2 separate regions of the Homo sapiens genome follow, and region 2 is linked to region 1. Evidence: chromatin loops called from intact Hi-C (ENCODE). Cell type or tissue: PC-3. All regions are shown on one strand. Links, peaks and the distances in the headings refer to the core of each region. The heading gives the core; the rest is flanking DNA. Region 1 overlaps PRKCE (protein kinase C epsilon). Region 2 overlaps LOC124907762 (a long non-coding RNA gene).

Region 1 (5,378 bases), core at 312-5,311:
AGATGATATGATTGTCCATGTAGAAAATCCAAAAGAATCAACAAAAAACTCCTGGAACCAATAATGATTATAGCCAGATTGAAGAATACAAAGTTAATATACAAAAGTCAGTTGTTTTCCTATACACCAGCAATGAACAAATGGAATTTAAAAATAAAAACAATACCATCTATGTTATCATTCCCCCAAATGAAATATTTACATATAAATCTCACAAAATATGTACAAGATCTATATAAGTAGAACTACAAAACCGTTGTGAAAAAAATCAAGAACTAAATACATATAGAGATATACCGTATTCATGGATAGAAAGACTCAGTATTTGTCAAGATGTCTTTCCAAACTCGATCTATATATTCAACGCAACCTTAATCAAAATCCCAGCAAGTTATTTATGGATATCGACAAACTCATTCTAAAGTTTATATGGAGAGGCAAAAGACCCAGGCAAAAGACCCAAGCAAAAGGCTAACACAATATTGAAGAAAAAGAACGAAGTCAGAAGACTGACACTACCCAATTTCAAGACTTACTATAAAGCTGAAGTAATCAAGACAATGTGGAATTGGCAAAACATCAATGGAACAGACAAATAGATCAATGGAACAGAACAGACAGCCCAGAGCAGACCCGCACAAATACAGCCAACTGATCTTTGACAAAGAAGCAAAGGCAATAAAATGGAGCAAAGACAGTTTTCAACAAATGGTGCTAGAAAAACTAGACATGCAAAACAGTGAATCTAGACACAAACCTTACGATCTTCACAAAAATGAATCCAAAATGGACTGTAGACCTAAATGTAAAAGGCAAAACTATGAAACTCCTTGAAGATAATATAGAAGAAAATATAGGTAACCTTGGCTACACAGATAACTTTCTTGATGCAACACCATGATGCATGGACATGATCCATGAAAAAAAGAGCTGATAAGCTGAACTTCATTAAAATAAAAAACTTTTGCTCTGTCCCCCACCTCCCCAAACTAAAACAAACAAACAAACAAACAAAAAACAAACAAAACCAAACCACACACTGCCAATAGAATAAAAAGACAAGTAACAGACTGGGAGAAAGTATTTACAAAAGACATATATGATAATATATGCCTATATTATCCAATATAGGCAACAAACTCTTAAACTTAACAATAACAAAATGAATAACCCAATGGGCAAAAGACTTGAGCATACACCTCGCCAAAGAAGATATTCAGATGGTAAATAAGCATAGGAGAAGATGCTCCACTTCATGTGTCATTAGGAAATTACAAATTAAAACAATGAGATACCACTACACACCTATTAAAATGGCCAAAATACAAGGAGGTAACTGATAACACCCAATGCCATTCAGGATATGAAGCAACAGGAACTTTTTATTCATTGCTGGTAGGAATGCATAGTGGTCCAGCCACTTTGAGAGACAGTTTGGCAGTTTCTTACAAAACTAAATATACCATTACCATAAGATCCAGCAATTACACTACTGATATTTACCCAAATGAGGTGAAGAGTTATGTTCATATAAAAACCCGCACATGGATGTTTATAGCAGTTGTATTCATAATTGCCAAAACTTGAAAGCAAGCAAAATGTCCTTTAGTAGGTGAACGGATAAACTATGGTATATCCAGACACTGAAATATTATCCAGCCTTAAAAAGAAGTGAGTTAGCAACTGTGAAAAGACATAGCAGAACATTAAATGCATATTGCTAAGTGAAAGGTGCCAATCTCAAAAGGCTATCCCCTGTATCATTCCAACTATAGGACATTCTGGAAAAGGTAAAACTATGAAAATGGTAAAAAGTTTAGTGGTTACCAGGGGTTAGGAGAGAGGGAGGGATGAAGAAGCAGAACACAGAGGATTTTTAGTGCAGTAAAACTATTCTGTAAGATACTATAATGGTAGATTCATGTCATTATACATTTGTCCAAAATCATGGAAATGTACACCACCAAGAGTGAGCCCTAATGTAAACTATGGACTTTGATGATGATGTGTCAATGAAGGTTCACTGACCGTTAACAAATATACCACTCCGTTGCAGAATGCTGATGGTGAGGGAGGCCGTGCATGTGTGGAGGCAGAAGGTTTGTGGAAAATCTTTATACCTTTGACCTATTTTGTTGTGAACCTAAAACTACTCTAAAAAGTAAAGTCTACTAAAAATGTTTAAAAACCAAAACTGTTCCTGGAGTGAAGCCAGGCAGGATAAGCAGCCAGATCTCCGTAATGCTCTACATAACCTGGTCACCTGTCTGGAGAGAGCCCCCCCAGACCAGCCTGGACAGTTCAACTGAGCTACTGAACCCAAGATGCCCATTGGGCTAAAGGTGGGGGTGGGGTGAGGTGGTGGCAGGGTGGCTTTCTCAGGACAAAAACAAACAAGAAAACTCCAGCGCAGCCAGGCCATGGCACCGACTTGACTAATGGAGTTATCACTAATAACTCTGATCCGCGGGCTGATCAGAGACCAGGCAACAGCACTGTGCCCAGAATTCTGTCCCCACTACCCTGCCTCATTGCATCAGCTGCCCTTTGATGCTCATTCACCACACCTGCTCCACCCACCAAACCCATGAAAGCTGTCTTCTGCCTCTCTGTGAAGTGACGGAAAAGAGAATAAAAGAGCCAAGTTGAGAATTTCTTGAGAAGGGCAACTAACTTGTCTACATAACTTGACCACTAGCTCCCTCTGGTGTTGAAATGCCAGACCTGTCTGTCCTGACAAAACAACTTGGGCTGGCAGGTCGGCAAAGGGGGTATCTTTTTTTGGTTTTGGTTTTGAGGACTTTGCCTTTTATTTTTAAAAAGTCTGCTATTTCCCCTGAGTTATGTACTCATCTTAATATGTAAAAAAAATCTCAATCACACATCAGTTAGCATGCACGATGTGAGATAGTGACTTTGAAAGTGCTTTGAAAAGTCTGGAAATGCCAGGGCAAAGTGGTGAGGAAGGGGAGCTCCAGTTACTCTGGGCAGCCATAACGGGAGCAAGATGGGCTCCTGGAGGCTGCAGGTGTCACTGGGAGGCCACAGACCAGCAAAGGACAGTGGGCGTCCCTGTTGGAACCAAAAGAAACCTGAGATGCATTTGCATTAATGTGGCCAAATGAACCACCCACCCCCACCCCTCACAACACTACTGGGGAGCACCAAGGCCAAAGGCCGTGAGCCCCTGCTGCCAATCCACTCCCAGCCCTAGGCTGCCCTTTAAGGCTTCTCTTTCCAGAATGCCTCTCAGTGCTCACTTTCACTGGTTTCATTTGGATAAAGTTGTACCGGGAAGAAATAGATCTGCTTTGCCAGGGGCTCTTACAAAAAGAGAAGCGCTCTTCTACTACTACCCAGCTATTCACCACACATTTGTTGAGGACCTACTATGTGCTGGGTGGTGCAGCAGCAGCAGTGTTGTCTGGGGACACACTGGGGTTCAGGCACTCTGACTTTCACCTTCTATCACACATCCTACCGTCATTTGGAGAGACTTGGTTTCCATGTTTCCACCCTTTTTATAGCTGAGATTGAAGCAAAAGGCAGGCCAGGCTCCTGGGAATTCCTCCAAAGCAAGCAGACAACCTTCTGGGAATGGTGACAGAGCCACTCCTAAGGAGGGGCCCAGGCCCATGTATGCTGCAGGAATTTCTTTATGTTGGGGTAATTTGGCCCTTGAGGGTGAGCCAGGGCAATGGTTTGATTTCATAACAGGTTCCAGTCATGCCAAGCTCAGAGACAGAGAGCAAATATTTGCAAATGGGAAATTGTGTGCTTGTGCAATGGAAGTTGGCAGGGGTGTGAGAGTGAACGACCGCAAAGTCGTTCACGCAGAATGAGGAGAAAGGAGGTAAGAGGGATGCCCCCCTGGGGTCATGCTGGGCCAAATGTCATCACCAGAAAGAGATTTTGGAGTCCTGATCACACCAGAACCGTGACTCAGAGCTTTCCGGGGACCACGATCGGCCGCTTGTCTGCTACCCAGCATTCCTCAGATCAAAGCTCAGACTGAATTTTCAGCCAATCTGCCACGTGTACAGGGGACATTCTCATGGTCCCCAGGCATTGTGGATGTTACTGCAAAGGATTCTGAGTCAACCAAAGCACTCCTGTGGCATTCTTTCTCCCTACACCCCTTTCCAGGCCCTCTCTTGCCTGTAAATTGCTCACACTTATTTCTGACTCAATGCCTGAATTATCGCCTATGATTTCACTTATTATGTTCAATGACCAAGCACAGTGCAAGTTTCTAGAGAACTAAAGTAATGTTTTATCTCCAGGTTCACCACGACGCCTTGCACAAATCAGGACAACATGCTTTTCAGTTATTCTAACTCTACGGAAAGTAGTAGTACTACAGTGGCATAAATGACACCTCTCAGACCAGACCCAATAGATAACAGGGAACTAGAATCCCAAGCTCACCATGCAAGCCACACAAATTAAACGTCAATGAAAAGGAAGGTAAAGCAGTCCATTAACATGGCTTGACTTTAAAGCAAACAAGTAAAAGTGCCCTTATGTAATTCCCTCCTTGTATAATTCAACCACAAAAAGACAAGGGTTTAAAGTGATTGTTTGATTTCTGTGGGCCTTTCTTTCATAATTATTCACACATATGCATGAAAAGGTATGTATGAGGATGTCTGTGACAGCATAAATTAAAATGGCGACAACACACAAACCAGTAAACATCCATCAAGAGGGCAACATTTTAAACAATCTACGGAACATCCACAATGTGGACTCTTTCTAGTAAGTAAAGTAGATGTCTGTACACTGCCTTGGAAATACTCCAAGACATACTGTAGAAAAGCAAATTATATAACTATGCACGGAGGATTGAATTAACAAATATTTATTGGATGTCAGTGTGCAGGCACTGTTCTAGATGCTGGGTAAACAGAGAATAAAACAGACAAAAAAAAATCTCTGTCCTCATGGACCTTGTATTTGGATTGGGAGAGACAGAAATTAACATTATAAGGTCTGGCGTGGTGGCTCATGCCTGTAATCCCAGCACGTTGGGAGGCTGAGGTAGGTGGATCACTTGAGGTTGGGAGCTAAAGACCACCCTGGCCAACATGATGAAACCCCATCTCTACTAAAAATGTAAAAATTTGCCGGGCGTGGTGGCAGGTGCCTGTAATCCCAGCTACTTGGGAGGCTGAGGCAGGAAGATCACTTGAACCCAGGAGGCAGAGGTTGCAGTGAGCTGAGATTGCACCGCTGCACTCCAGCCTGGGTGACAAAGTGAGACTCTGTCAAAAAAAAAAAAGAAGAAAGAAAGAAAGGAAGAAAGAAAGAAACTAACATTATACAAGTAATTTAGACTGGGTGCAGTGGCTCACACCTGTAATCCCAGCACTTTGGGA
Region 2 (5,378 bases), core at 188-5,187, 420 kb before region 1:
AGTGGCCATGCCCCATTCCTGGGTTGGTGACCCCTGACAGCAGTGAGCATTCTGGTCACTATTACTCATATACCTCACCCAATGTAAATGAATGCATTTAGATGGGATTTTATAGCTCTCTTCTGCATTGGATCAGCATCAGTTGATTACTAATAAGTATTTTCATCTCTGCATGAATGACGGAGTCCTCTTCCTGGTCAGTTAAGGCCAGACTCTGATCATGGTAAATTTGCTAAGAAATGCCAAAGCAGCGTCACCCTCTGAGGTCCCTTGGTGTTACCACCCTTTTGTCAACTCATGTATGATCCCACCTGATTCATTCAGTTCAAAGCTTTAACACGGCTAGAAGCCTCTGAAGGGAGCTATGAAGCATGCCAGCTGGTCATTTGAGCACCAGGGCCCTGGTGCCTGGTTCCAGTTCTCACTTGCCACTTCCCAGCTGTGTGACTTCTGTGAGTTTAGCAACCTCTCTGGGCTCAGTTTTCTTATGGGGATGATAACAGTTAATGGCCTCAGCATAGGTAAGGGATTAAGTGAATAAAGACATATAAGGACTCCACACAGGGCCTGGCACACTGGAAAGGCTCAGCGAGTGTTTGCTCTGATGATTCTCAAGCATTGTTATCTCTTAACTTGCTTTTTAATATTCATCTTTTTCAGCAAGGCCCTGAACCTCCCCTCTTCACCACGTGCATTCATTCATCCATCCCTCTGTCCAACTTCATCTAATGGGGCCAGCGTGGCTACATCAACACAGCTGCCCTTGTGTTTCTGGAACAGTAAGAAGGGTTCTGAGCCCCATGAGAGCAGAAGCAGGCCTATATACCTTCACATCTGTATCCTCAGGGCCTGGATCAGGGCTGGCCCTGAAGAGGTACTCAGGAATGTTTGGTAAAGAAACGTTCTCAGCATTTGTCTTCCCAGCTGACCAGGAAGGTTCCACTTGATCCTGGGCACCCGTTCTGGGTACAGCATAGGCTATTGGCCAACACATGCTCAGCTGTGCCAAAGATGAGAGGAGCAGGGCATGTGCCTCGGGCAGCTCTGGTAGTTTCATTAAGATTCCTGTTTGCTGGGTATGTCGTGGGGAAGCTGATCATGGTGTTCCCACCACCACGGCTAGCTGGGAAAGCCTTGTCTCACCTACCTCCATCTCCTGCTTCCTGGGCACCTGCTTGCGGGAGAGAGAGAGAGCAATTCAGGTATGCCACAAGGGGAACTTACCTGCCTAAATGCAGGTTTGTCAAGAATTCTTGTCCAGCCAGAAAAAATCTTGTCAGGCTGAAGCGAAGTGATACATGATTTTTTTTTTTAAAGTCTGCTTTAAATTTCTCGTGGCTTCCAAAAAAGCGGCTAGCATACTTCCATATGGGATAAACTGGTATTCCATTAGATTAACTCATGCAACATTTTCTGAGAACCTACTGTGCCCCAGGTACCAGAGATGCCACAATGAGTAAAACCTACCCCACCAGGCTGTGCCATGTGGCCAGAAGAGCCCAGATGAGGAGGCTGTGGGTCTCTCCAGTAGCAGGTGTGGGGTCAGGCTCGTGGTCATCTTAGCCTCTTCCAGTCCTGCTTGTCTGGAGTCTGTGTGATGTAGGGGCAAGAGCACTGAGAGGACGTTGAAGGCCCTGGATTCTGTCTCTTGTTTGTCCTTCACCCGCTGAATGTCTGACAAATGGTTTCTTCATCTGTAAATGAGAGAGCCACACTAATTAAAGGTCTGGAAGGGCCCTTGAGGACACACATTCCATGTTCTGTGATCCCCACTTCTCTGTGTGTGTTTTCTCTTTTTTCTCTCAGCACACTGGGGCCAGACACTGCCGCTACATGTGGTGGAACCAAGTGACAGAGGGGGAGTAAGCGGAGGCTGGAATTTCTCCCTCTGTTGGCTCTCCCTGACCACCTGCCTGCTTAGCCTCTCCTCTTCCCCCAGTGAAAGTGCTGCAGCAATCTCGGCCTTTGGCACTCTCCTCAGGAATTTATGAAGCTTGTGATGTGAATGATGGAGCCAGCTAAGCCTCCTCTGCACTGACAGCTCAGCACAATGACCTGTTGGGTGATGAAAGAAATGCCAGGTGCTTCAGGTGAATTGGCTGGGATTGGGTAACTCAGAGAGTTGGCTCCAGAGTGTGTGTGTGTGTGTGTGTGTGTGTGTGTGTGTGTGTGTGTGTATTCATGGGACCTCACTTGAGCCAATGACACACCCAGACGGGACCTGGGCCAGCGGGCGTTGGGCCTGAGGTAAACGCCTGAGTCACTTTTGTCAACAGATCCTAGGCCCTGTCCACATATGGACTGGGAACCATGACTGCGCCTCACAATAGCCCAGCGAGGGCTGGTGTTTTTCCACTTAGAGTTGGTTTTGTTTCCCAAAGCTGAGCCTAATCCTTTTAACCCTTGCCTCTGGACTCCTCTTGGGGAGGAAGGGAACGCTATCCTTGCCTCACCAGCTCAGGTGGTTGTGCAACCAGCTCTAGGCGCGGGAGGAGGGCCAGGCCGCCTGTGTGTGCTCTGTGGGCAGGGCAGGTAGGCAAAAGGCCAAGTTTTAGGGCTGGACTCCTTCCCTGTGGGCTGGGGAGAGGGCTGAGGAAGGCTCCTGCTGGATCCCGGGGTTGGGATGGGTTCCTGGCTGGCTGGACTTCTGCCTACCCATCACCCTCTGTGACAGCCCCTTTCTTCGTGGTCCGGCCTTGCCTTCTTCCTCACTCTCTCACACTCCCTGCCAATCTCAGTCTTATCTCTCCTGTGGCTCGACAGAGAGCTTCCAGCCCAGGCCTCTCTGCCTAGCCCCAGATGCCCAGCCTCTGCCCAGCCCCAGATGCCCAGCCTCTGCCCTCAGGTGTCTCCAAGTCAGCGTGGGGCCCAGAAATGAGGATGCAGGCTCTGAAAACCACATCACAGCTCTGATTCTTACAGGGTTTTCAATCACACTACGCTTCAGTTTTCTCATCTATAGATATGGATAATAGCTGTGCCCTTCTCAAAGGTCCCCCCATGTGGGATTTAAATGAAATAATTCATATAAAGTTCCTAGATCTTGGCCTAGCACCTATTATTTTATTGTCTCTCTTCTCCAGCCCCAAACCTGCTCATGCTGCAGTCTCCCCGGTCCTGGTTTGTGGCTCAGTGGTTCACCCAGGCCACCCTGTGTCCTGCCCGTGCCCATATCTAGTCATCTCTAGGCCGCAGTCCTTGCTGCCTCTGCATTCCTGCGGCCCTGTGTTAGTTTAGGGCCTCTTTCTCTCTTTTCTGTAGTAGTGAGTTCCTAGCTCCTGAGCCAGCTGCATGATGCAGTCCCCAAATCTGATACAATCCTAATACAACGGCCCAATCCGATCATTACAAAAAGGCGGAGGAGCTCGCTATCAACTCCAGAATCAAGTCCACAACCTCCAAGGTGTGCGCAGCCTGGCGAGACCTGGGCTTTGCTCACCCTTCTGGCTTAATTCTCACCACACACTCCCCTGTAGCAGCCATGCCAAACCACGGCCCACGCTTCCGTCTCCTTGCCTTTGTTCGTGCTGTTCCTGCTTTCTGCTTTACACCTTTCCTGTATCCTTCTTTACCTGCTAGATGCCTGCTTTGCCATCAAGACAATAATCTTTTTTAAATTTAAATTTAAATTCTTTTGACTTTTAGGTGTAGGGTACATGTGCACATTTGTTAGGTAAATTGCATGAAAGACAATCTTAAATACATTTACAGACCCAGTAGCCAGACACTGTACTAACTGTGATTTACATGTATTCATATAATCTTTTCAACAACCTCTTGAAGTGGGTACCATTTATAAATGAGGAAACTGAGGCACAGAGAGGTTGGTAAGTTGACCAAGCTCATAGAATTAGTAACTGGCAGAGCCTGGGTGCAAACCCATGCAGCCAGTGCTAGAACCTGCGCCTGACTGCTACGCTATGTCTCAAGCCCCTCGTAGGCACTGCCCTCCCACTGATGCCCACCTGGCCTCCCCAGGCACTGTTTGGTGCCTCCCCTTTGGTGCTGGTGACTACTGTTGCTTTGCCACAACATGTGTTAGTCACAGTGCTTTTTCCGGCGAACCTCTGGAGGGCAAGGACCGTGTTCTGTTCATTCTCACATCCCCATGGCCCACAGTGCTTGGCACCTGGTAGGTGCCCAATAGACGTTTGTTACACCAAAAGAGCTGGTGAATGAAATGTCATCTGTAGGACTTGTCAGAATGCCTTCTTGCTTCCATCAACCTTTGGCCCTCCATTTCCAAGACTTACCTAAGACTTGCCTCCTTCCTGAAGCCTCACCCACCCTCACTCTCTTCCTTTGCTGGAAGCCTCCTCGCTTGCACAAGGCTCATGTGTATATGGTCAATTCTTTTCCCTCCCTCCCTTCCTTCCTTCCTGACAGAGCTTTGTGCTTGTTGCCCAGGCTGGAGTATAGTGACGCGATCTCGGCTCACTGCAACTTCCACCTCCCGGGTTCAAGCGATTCTCCTGCCTCAGCCTGCAGAGTAGCTGGGATTACAGGTGTCTGCCACCACACCTAGCTAATTTTTTGTGTTTTTAGTAGAGACAAGGTTTCACCAGGTTGGCCAAGCTGGTCTCGAACTCCTGATGGTCAGTTCTTGATTAGGTTTGTTGATGGTAGAGGAGCCATACCGTTGCCAGTGGGCTGGGGAAAAGCTCTGGCTCTCTTTTGTTTGGGAGAAGGCAGCTTAGTGAGTCAGATCACACCTTAATGCTCTTGCCCAGCTGGGGGAGGAAGGGAGAGTGCAGAAAGGTGTTGGGGGTAAGGGCAGGAGACACACCAACAGTGCATCCTGTTGGGATGTCCTTCTGTAACCACAGCCCCTTGCTTCCCAATTCAAATGATGAAAAGAGTAACAAGGAATCCAAATGCAGAACAAGTGGCCACCCTGTCCCCATGACTGTAACCAATCCATACACAGGATAAAGGAGATGGACCCAGGAGGGGCATTGTGAGGCTGCTGCTAACTTCCCACAGCATCCAGAGAGCACCTCTCAGTCTGATGGCCCGGATATCAGGGGTGTGGGCAGGAGTGGCAGTGGGGCAGGAGGGAGCTACTGCTGAAGGTCTTGTGCTGGTGCTAGGCCTGGCAAATGGCACACCTGGTTCCACCGAGTCCTGAAAGCCTAGGAGCTGGGGTATCGTGTCCACTACGCAGAGAAGGAAACTGAGTCAGGAATCATTTTACCCATCAAGTGTCCACCCCAGAAAGTCTGGTAACTCTAACGCCAGTCACTGAAAATTTAGGACGTGTCTCTTCGTTTCAGTTTTCTGTTCCACCGAGTGGATGTGTCCCCCGCCTCTGTCTCTCAGCTTCTGGAGGAATTGAAGCCTGTGACATGTTTCGTTCCCAGATGCTTCTTGCAGCCTCT

The links. Peaks named below come from ENCODE experiments on the same cell type or tissue, not always from the same donor. Only the 100,000 strongest peaks of a DNase experiment are listed, where the experiment ranks them.
Region 2: it touches region 1 in a loop (7-fold over the local background); 3 of 110 quality-filtered maps call a loop at or near these places.

The regions. Positions count from the first base shown.
Region 1 is chr2:45,990,918-45,996,295 of GRCh38, reverse strand. The region is part of intron 6 of PRKCE (protein kinase C epsilon); the gene reads right to left. Among named protein-coding and RNA genes, the nearest start is that of EPAS1, 300 kb to the left of the region's middle. In PC-3, for the core only: a CTCF peak has its summit at 2,708 (motif pointing left); DNase peaks (open chromatin) are centred at 2,705 and 3,745; H3K27ac peaks cover 2,056 bases.
Region 2 is chr2:46,406,121-46,411,498 of GRCh38, reverse strand. LOC124907762 (a long non-coding RNA gene) reads left to right here. Exons shown (of 2, transcript XR_007086306.1): 1 at 1-2,090; 2 at 5,274-5,378. Among named protein-coding and RNA genes, the nearest start is that of LINC01820, 15 kb to the right of the region's middle. RefSeq lists an enhancer at 2,059-2,633. In PC-3, for the core only: no CTCF peak of the experiment used is centred there; a DNase peak (open chromatin) is centred at 2,218; H3K4me3 peaks cover 604 bases; H3K27ac peaks cover 3,611 bases.